2 separate regions of the Homo sapiens genome follow, and region 2 is linked to region 1. Evidence: read pairs that join two places in POLR2A ChIA-PET (ENCODE). Cell type or tissue: CD4-positive, alpha-beta T cell. All regions are shown on one strand. Region 1 overlaps WIPF1 (WAS/WASL interacting protein family member 1). Region 2 overlaps CHRNA1 (cholinergic receptor nicotinic alpha 1 subunit).

Region 1 (4,000 bases):
TCAGAAAAACCCTGAAGTAGGCTAACCAGAATTGCAGTGGTAAAGTTGGAAGCATCTTGAAATAACTAAATGATGAAGTATTACTTGCTTATGATAATAATAGTTAACATATACTCTGTGCCAGGCACTGTTTTCAGCACCTTATGTGTATTACTTCATTTAGCCCTTATCAACCCTGTGAGTTATTATTTCCATTTTACAGACAAGGAAACTGAGGTATAGGGAGTTTAAATCATTTGCCCCAGGCACCTAGTTAGTTGAGGAGGAGCTGGGATTCAAACCCTGGCAGTCAAGAGCCTTCCCTACAAGCTGATAGAAGGATAAATGTGGGCTCTAAAATGCCCCTCCCCATCCAGCCCCAACACACCGCTGAAGCATGCTTGTTAAAAGTTTCTCTGCTGTCCTTCCAGAAATGCTCTCTGCATACACAGTTTGCTTTTGCTAATGGGATTCTCCTCTATTGTTCTGCAACTTGTTTGTTTTCAACTTAACATACTTTGGATGTCCTGGAAAAGAGCTCTTAACATTACCTGCTGTCTTCATTTTAAGGATGAAAAAACTCTGAGGCCTAGAGAGGTTAAGTGATGTGTCACACTGGATCTCTTAACAGTTTTGGGTCAGCAACCTTCAGTAGCCTCCTGTTCTGCCTCAAAATTTATTTTGACAGCTGACCTCCCTGGGTGCTAACTTCTCTCATGTTCAGGGCCCTTAATTATGTTGTTTCACAAGGGCAGTGTTCTATGATGGCCACCAACCCACCTTTTCCCTTTCTTCATCTCTATATTCTATTTATCCAAAATCTTGCTTTGAATTAGGTAACAACGGATAGAAATGAGTTGATAAGATAAGCAAGGTTTCCCAAACTTCAAGCATTCTGGTATAAGATTCATGATTTTTGTCATCTTCTCATACCACCTGTGTTATTTATTTAATATTTTTTATTAAGTCAGTTCACTATAGCCCACACTTTTGGGGAAACATGGATAAATGAATCCTGCTATGTAAGCCAGATTGGAGGTTCTCAAACTTACCCATGTGAAGGACCAACTTTTTTTTTGTTTTTTGTTTTTTTGCGACAGAGTCTTGCTCTATCACCCAGGCTGGAGTGCAGTAGTGCAATCACAGCTCACTGCAGCCTTGACCTCCTGGGCTCAAACAATCCTCCCATCTCTGCCTCCAGAGTAGCTGGGACTATAAGCACGCACCGCCATGTCTGGCTGGCTAATTTTTAACATTTTTTTTGTAGATATGGGGGTCTCGCCATGTTGCCCAGGCTGGTCTCGAACTCCTGGGCTCAAGTTATCCTTCCAAAGTGCACGCCTGGCCAAGGACCAGTCTTTTGAAAAATATTTTCATCAGGAACTGACGCTTTTGTAAAATAACAATGAATTATTAGAAAAATGAATTAGTTTTTTAAAAAAGACACACAACATCCAATCTTAGAAACAGAAAACTACTGTCAAATTGCTAGAAATGCTTCTAAATGCTTACTTTCAACTTTTGTCCTCATCACTTTGGGGACTCTTAAAAAGCAGTTGGAAGGCCACACTCTGAGTAACAATAAGCTAATTAATAGGCAGTTCTTCTCACTAGGTTTCAACCTCAGATGAGTTATATAAATGTGTCTCATGGAAACCTGGGGCAAGAAACTTTCTCTCCAAGCCTCAGTTTCCCCATGTGAAAATGGTGAAAATGAAGGAACCATCAGTGTGAGGCTCCTCCTCAGTGAAGGCTTCACAAGCTGGAGAGGGCTTTGTAACAGAGCGTATCTTGGGGCCTTTCCATATGACCAAGTGGAGAGTTGCCAAATTCCTGAAGAGGGCACACTAACTTCCCCAAAGAGGTCTATCAAAGGAGCAGGATGAGCCGGGCACAGTGGCTCACGCCTGTAATCCCAGCACTTTGGGAGGCCGAGGTGGGTGGATCAACTGAGGTTAGGAGTTCAAGACAAGCCTGGCCAACATGGTGAAACCCCGTCCATACTAAAAATACAAAAATTAGCTGGGCATGGTGGTGCTTGCCTTTAGTCCCAGCTACTTGGGAGGCTGAGGCAGGAGAATCACTTGAACGGGAGGTGGAAGTTGCGGTGAGCTGAGATCGTGCCATTGCACTCCAGCCTGGGTGACAGAGCGAGACTCAAAAAAAAAAAAAAGACCAGGATGAATCCACTGAAGAAATTCTTTCAGGAAATAAACATCTAAATGCCTAAATGCAAGTATAGATTTAAAGGAGGATGTGAATGTGTATGGCAGAGGTGGTGGAGGGAGATATTTGTCAAAAACAGATTGGGAAGAAGAGGGGAAAAGGCAGAAAAAAAGAAAGGAGTGAGACCGGAAGACACTTTAATGGAATGCACTGCAGGCAGAGACCTGGGTTTCTAGACCGTCCAGCCCAGAAGTTAAAGGCCAGACATTGAGTTCATCTGAATGAAAACAGTGCACACTGGTCTCAGAACTGATCCTGCAAACCCTATCTTGGGCCAGCACATGTCCCTGCGCAGATGCGGCAGAAAACACCTCATCAGCCACATTCCACCCTTGTACTATCCATCACACGAGACCTTAAACAAACAAAACCCTTCGTGTTGTTTGTATTTGCTGGGTTTCAGGATTTGGCTTACCCTGGGCACTGGGAAAGCCTGTTGTATCACATGTGAGCCAGAATGCAAACACATTTAATACAAACACATGCACGCCAGGTTTTGGCTTCATTTGGCTTGCTTTATGCATAGAAAGTGTTTGGGGAGGAGACACTCACCAGTGCAAACGTCGGGGGCGGCGGGGGTGCTGGAGGGGGAGGGACAGGCATCTTGGGCAGTTATGCGTTCAACAGTCTTGCTGATAAATCTGGAAAAACAAGAATGCGATCATGTATTAGATGTAATCTTAGTAATACTGTCCTAATCTGTCTTCACTTTCCCACCAAAGTGACAGCTCCACCTAGCTCAACTCTTAGAAGAGATGGGCTTACCTTTACACCTCACTGCTAAAACATTACTGTTCTGGAAGGATCCCGGCAGAGGGGCTTCTGACCCGAGGTGCTTGGAGAGAATGGAGGCCACATCCAGTGCCTTACTCGGCTCCATTCCCCCACCCACTACAGTAGGCCATGACCGACCCAGGTGGGCCCAGTTAAGCAGGAAGGTCTCACACAACTGCTAGGATGTATCCTGGCCAAGTTTCACTGAAAACAAATTCACTTCAAGTGGCTTCTCCTCTTCGCTAATTTCCATGACAATCCTTTCATGCTCTCCCACCCCCTCTGGCTTTCTCCTCCCATTCTTCCTGACATTCGCCAAGTCTGTGTGTGCACTGCAGGAATATGAAAATGAATCTACTTCTAGTCCCGCCCTCAAAGTTCCTAGTCCTCCAGGGAGAGGGCATGGAGAATGTCAGGTGGAAAGCAGGGAGCAGCAGCTGAGGCGGGGTGGACGTGTGGGGGGTCAACCTTATGTTTGGAGCACTCAAAGACCAGCCATCCCTATCTCTGTGCTCCTTAGCATTTCCTCAGAGGATCTAAGCGAAAACAGAGCGGGCATGAGAAGTCAGACCTAGGACTCCCAGGCTGTTTACCAGAAATGCATTTCATTTAGAAGAGCCTGTCTTAGCTTTGTTTGGGTAAAAAATTATATATAAATAAAATAAAAAAGAAGAGCCTTTCTGCAGAGTGTGCTTGCTCTGAAAACAAAGGGAAGACCAGATTCCGTAGCTGGGTAGGAAAGTTTAGGGACCCCAGGTGGGTGAGGGGGCAGGGCGGAGAGGGCAGCCTGGCAAACACCAGGGCCAGGAGAGACGATGGCCAGGAAGTGCCTGGTGAGTTACACCAGCCAGGAGCCCTCTCCCCATTTCCTCTAATCCTTGCAGTCCTGTTCCTTCGCCTCACTAGAACCCCTGCTCCCTCTGCCCTGTCTAGGACAACGCCTCACCCACTGTTCTCATCCCTAAGCAATGCCAGCTTCTCCCACCCCATCCTTGCTACACAAACTGTGGTCCTGGATAGG
Region 2 (4,000 bases), 170 kb after region 1:
TTCACACCACTCGCTGTCTCATTTTCATATAAGAGGAAGTTTGTCTTCTCACTTATTTCTTGTTTTGTTTTTTTTGCATACTAAGGGAGCAGGGATTTCCCCAGCCCCCACCTCTTTTCTGCAGGCCCTTTGATCTCAGGAGAGTTTTGGCTGGGCAAACTTGGCAGCAGGAAGGTCAGGGGCCGAATGGCACTGAGGTAGTTTTGTGAGGCTTGACCACCTTAGGTGCAGCAGAGAAGCTCTGGGAGGGACTTTCCCTGGGCTGGCCTTGCTGTTGGTGCTGCTGGAAACCCTTGTGTTACCCTGCTTTCAATGATGAAGCTGTCCCCTACTGGCTGCTTCCGGATGCTAGAATATATATAGAATATGTATGTATGTATACGATAAAGAGTGGAAACAAACAAGAAATTGTCAATTCTACCTGGTGGGTAGGAAAACCTTTCAAAGTGAAAAAGAATACAATTACAAATACAAAATATTTGTCCACTTATATAAAATTTGTTGATTAATAATAATGATAATAATAATAGCCAACATTTATCAAGCATAATTTTTGTGCTAAGTGCTTTTCTTTTTTCTTTCTTTCTTTTCTTTCTTTTTTTCTTCTTTTTTTTTTTGTGAGGGAGTCTCACTCTGTTGCCCAGGCTGGAGTTCAGTGGTGCCATCTCAGCTCACTGCAACCTCCGCCTCCAGGGTTCAAGCGATTCTCCTGCCTCAGCCTCCCAAGTAATTGGGATTACAGGCACGTGCCACCACACCTGGCTAATTTTTTGTATTTTTAATAGAGATGGGGTTTCACCATGTTGGCCAGGCTGGTCTCAAACTCCTGACCTCAAGTGATCCATCCGCCTTGGCCTCCGAAAGTGCTGGGATTACAGGTGTGAGCCACTGCATCTGGCCCCTAAGCACTTTTCAAGCACAAATCATTTAACGTTTATAGAGACTCTTGTTAGTTCCCATAATGCCCCGACAGTGTTTTTATTTTAAAAAGTTTCATTTGAGGGCCTGGTGCGGTGGATCATGCCTGTAATCCTAACACCCCGGGAGGCCAAGGCAGGGGGATCACTTGAGGCCAGGAGTCTGAGACTAGCCTGGGCAACATAGCAAGACTCCATCTCTATTTATTTATTTTTTTAATGTAAAAAAGTTTCATTTGATTAGAAAGTTGAAAGAATTGTGTTTGTGATTATTTGTTTAAAAACAAGTGCAGGGCAGGCACAGTGGCTCACACCTGTAATCCCAGCACTTTGGGAGGCCGAGGTAGGCAGATCTTTGAGCCCAGGAGTTCGAGACTGGCCTCGGCAACATGGTGCAACCCCGTTTCTACAAAAAATACAAAAATTAGCCGAGTGTGGTGGCACATGCCTGTAGTCCCAGCTACTCAGGAGGCTGAGGTGAAAGGGTCACTTGAGCTCAGGAGGTTGAGGCTGCAGTGAGCCGTGATCATGCCACTGTACTGCAGCCTGGGCAACAGAGTGAGACCCGGTCTCAAAACAAAAACAAAAATGAAACCCCAAATGCAGTCACTGGAACATGCACTCTGAGGGGTGAGGCACTTTCTGTCTTATTCTCTGCGGTCTATCTACCACATCATATTTGTTCAACAAATATTCACTGAATGAGTAAATGAATAATCTTTTTTCCTAGTTGGCAAGTTGGATTTAAGATTTTGTGGTTTTTTTTTTTTTAAAGTCATTTTGATAAAAATTGCTACCTGTCATAAGCTTGAGGTCTGTCTGTAGCATCTTTCTTTTTTTCAAACTTGTCTGCCATAAGTTGTTTATGAATAGTGACTTGCTGGCAGGCAGATGGGTACCCTTTCCTCCTTTCTGGTGGATTGTTATTGTTTGATAAAATTATGTCACAGATAGGATTACTCAGTAGGAGGTAAGTAAGTTGTCTAGGCTGATATGTGAGAAAGAACAGCCACTTGGGAAGTAGGGTCTTGTGTGTGAAGATGCCACCATCTGGAAAAAAAGATATGCAAAATCTATTTTCAAGTGGTGAGCAGTGGGTAAAGGGGCAAGACCAGGATTAGTCAGTACATAGAAAGTGACTTCATCGTGGAAGTGGCATGAGAAGTGTCTGGGATCACATGCCTTACCCAGTACACTTCTGGGCACACAGTTGGTATTCAGCAAATAGGTATTGGTGGTTAATGTACTTTAACCAGCCTAAGCTACACTGTGCATCTCTAGGGTCATGTTCAACTCCCTGCCGCTCGGGGTGTCTGCCCCAGCTGTGAGCTCCACTCACAGTGACTCTCACCACTGCGCACGCCCACTCAGCAAATGCACCCTCCTAATGATGATGGTTCGGGTCGATCTGCCTGTTTGTTAGCACATGATTATTTCTGGCTTCCCCAAAATAGCAGCACGAGACCCATCAGCGTCAGCAGCAGCAGTCATGGCAACCACACCCACCTGAGTCTGTGGGCAGGTAGAATACCAGGCCAGTTAAGAAGGAGAAGAGCAGGCAGGGGATGATGACGTTGACGATGAAGTAGAGGGGCAGGCGCTGCATGACGAAGTGGTAGGTGATGTCCAGGTAGGGGGTGTCGGGGCAGCAGGAATAGGTCACGGAGTGCTTCCAGCCCCGGGACTCCTTGATCACCCACTCCCCGCTCTCCATGAAGTTGCTCAGGTCTGGCTGGTCGCTTTCCTGAGAAAGGAAGTGAGGTTTGGAAATCCCAGGCAGGTCACCCTGATGAGGGGCAGCGTTTTGTAATCAGCAGTGACAAGGCCACAGATTCCAGCTCTGTGGGTCACACACCCAGGAGGGACTGTGGGACACTACTGCTTTGGGGTCTTAGATGCCTTTCCTATGACATAAGGGGGTTTGGACTAGTAGCATTCTCCATTTTGGCTACACATTCAAGTCACCTGGGAGCTTTAAAACATATTGATGCCCTACCGCCACCCCAGGCCCATTACATCAGAATTCTTGAGACTGAGCCTGGGTGTAGCAAATTAATTTAAGCTCCCATTTAGTTCTCCCTTCCCAATCAACTTGAACCATCAAACTAGATGATTCCTAAGTTCTAACTGGTACTGAGAGCCTATGATTGTCCAAGGAAAAGTTGGAGACCCGAATCACAATTTTCCTGAAACCACCCTTATCATATGTGGCCACCACCTACCGGGTTGATGGCCACGACAGAGCCGTCGTAGGTCCAGGTGCCCAGCTTCATGCTGCAGTTCTGTTCATCAAAGGGAAAGTGGGTGACGATGATCTCACAGTAGCTTTTAAAGATGGCTGGAGGTGTCCACGTGATGTGGCCAGTGTACTGCAGGAGCACTTTGGTGAACTTGACAATAGCAAAGTCACCATCTGCACTACAATTGGGATAAAAGAGGAAAATGGCTCCAAGTGACAGATGAGCCTTCCATTCTGCTTGGGGACGTTAACAGGAGACAGCTGTTAATTATTCAGGTGCTAATTATAGAAGCTCTGTTTCGGGCAGCGTCACTTTTTATCTATTGCAATGTTCCCCATATTTGATAATAAGAATCACTGGGGTGCTTGTTAAAAATACAGAGTTCTGCACACCCTCTAAGTAAACCCTGAATCTGAGTATCTGGGAAAGAATGTGGGAACCCACAGTTTTAAAGAAATAACAGGTAACATGGGTCCACTGCATCCCAGATTATTTTTCCAGCCCTCACAAGTATTTGTAATGTTAATCTTCATCTATCACCTCCCTGATGTACTATGTTGGGGAAAAAAAACACAGGAATTTTACATAAAACACCTCCAGCGACTCATTACTGCGACAAGCAGGTTAGGGAAGGGGCCTACTACTCTTTTTTTTTTTTTTTTTTTTTGAGATGGAATCTCGCTTTGTCACCCAGGCTGGAGTGCAATGGTGCAATCTTGGCTCACAGCAACCTCCACCTCCCGGGCTCAAGCAATTCTCCTGCCTCAGCCTCCCAGGTAGCTGAGATTACAGGCACCCACCAAACACCCAGCTAATTTTTGTATTTTTAATAGAAACTAGGTT

Evidence for each region. ChIA-PET counts read pairs that join two places held together with the same protein. Peaks named below come from ENCODE experiments on the same cell type or tissue, not always from the same donor. Only the 100,000 strongest peaks of a DNase experiment are listed, where the experiment ranks them.
Region 2: POLR2A ChIA-PET joins it to region 1 with 5 read pairs; 2 of 35 experiments call an interaction of 5 or more read pairs at or near these places.

The regions. Positions count from the first base shown.
Region 1 is chr2:174,582,766-174,586,765 of GRCh38, forward strand. It overlaps WIPF1 (WAS/WASL interacting protein family member 1), which reads right to left. Exons shown (of 8, transcript NM_001375834.1): 2 at 2,758-2,846. The coding sequence starts at 2,808. All of the region lies in intron 1 of WIPF1-AS1 (WIPF1 and CHRNA1 antisense RNA 1), which reads left to right. Among named protein-coding and RNA genes, the nearest start is that of WIPF1-AS1, 9.5 kb to the left of the region's middle. In CD4-positive, alpha-beta T cell, no CTCF peak of the experiment used is centred here; no DNase peak of the experiment used is centred here; H3K27ac peaks cover 1,604 bases.
Region 2 is chr2:174,751,080-174,755,079 of GRCh38, forward strand. It overlaps CHRNA1 (cholinergic receptor nicotinic alpha 1 subunit), which reads right to left. Exons shown (of 9, transcript NM_000079.4): 5 at 3,140-3,335; 6 at 2,424-2,661. Among named protein-coding and RNA genes, the nearest start is that of CHRNA1, 11 kb to the right of the region's middle. RefSeq lists an enhancer at 39-218 and a silencer at 1,566-1,635. In CD4-positive, alpha-beta T cell, no CTCF peak of the experiment used is centred here; DNase peaks (open chromatin) are centred at 142, 1,532 and 2,362; H3K27ac peaks cover 1,499 bases.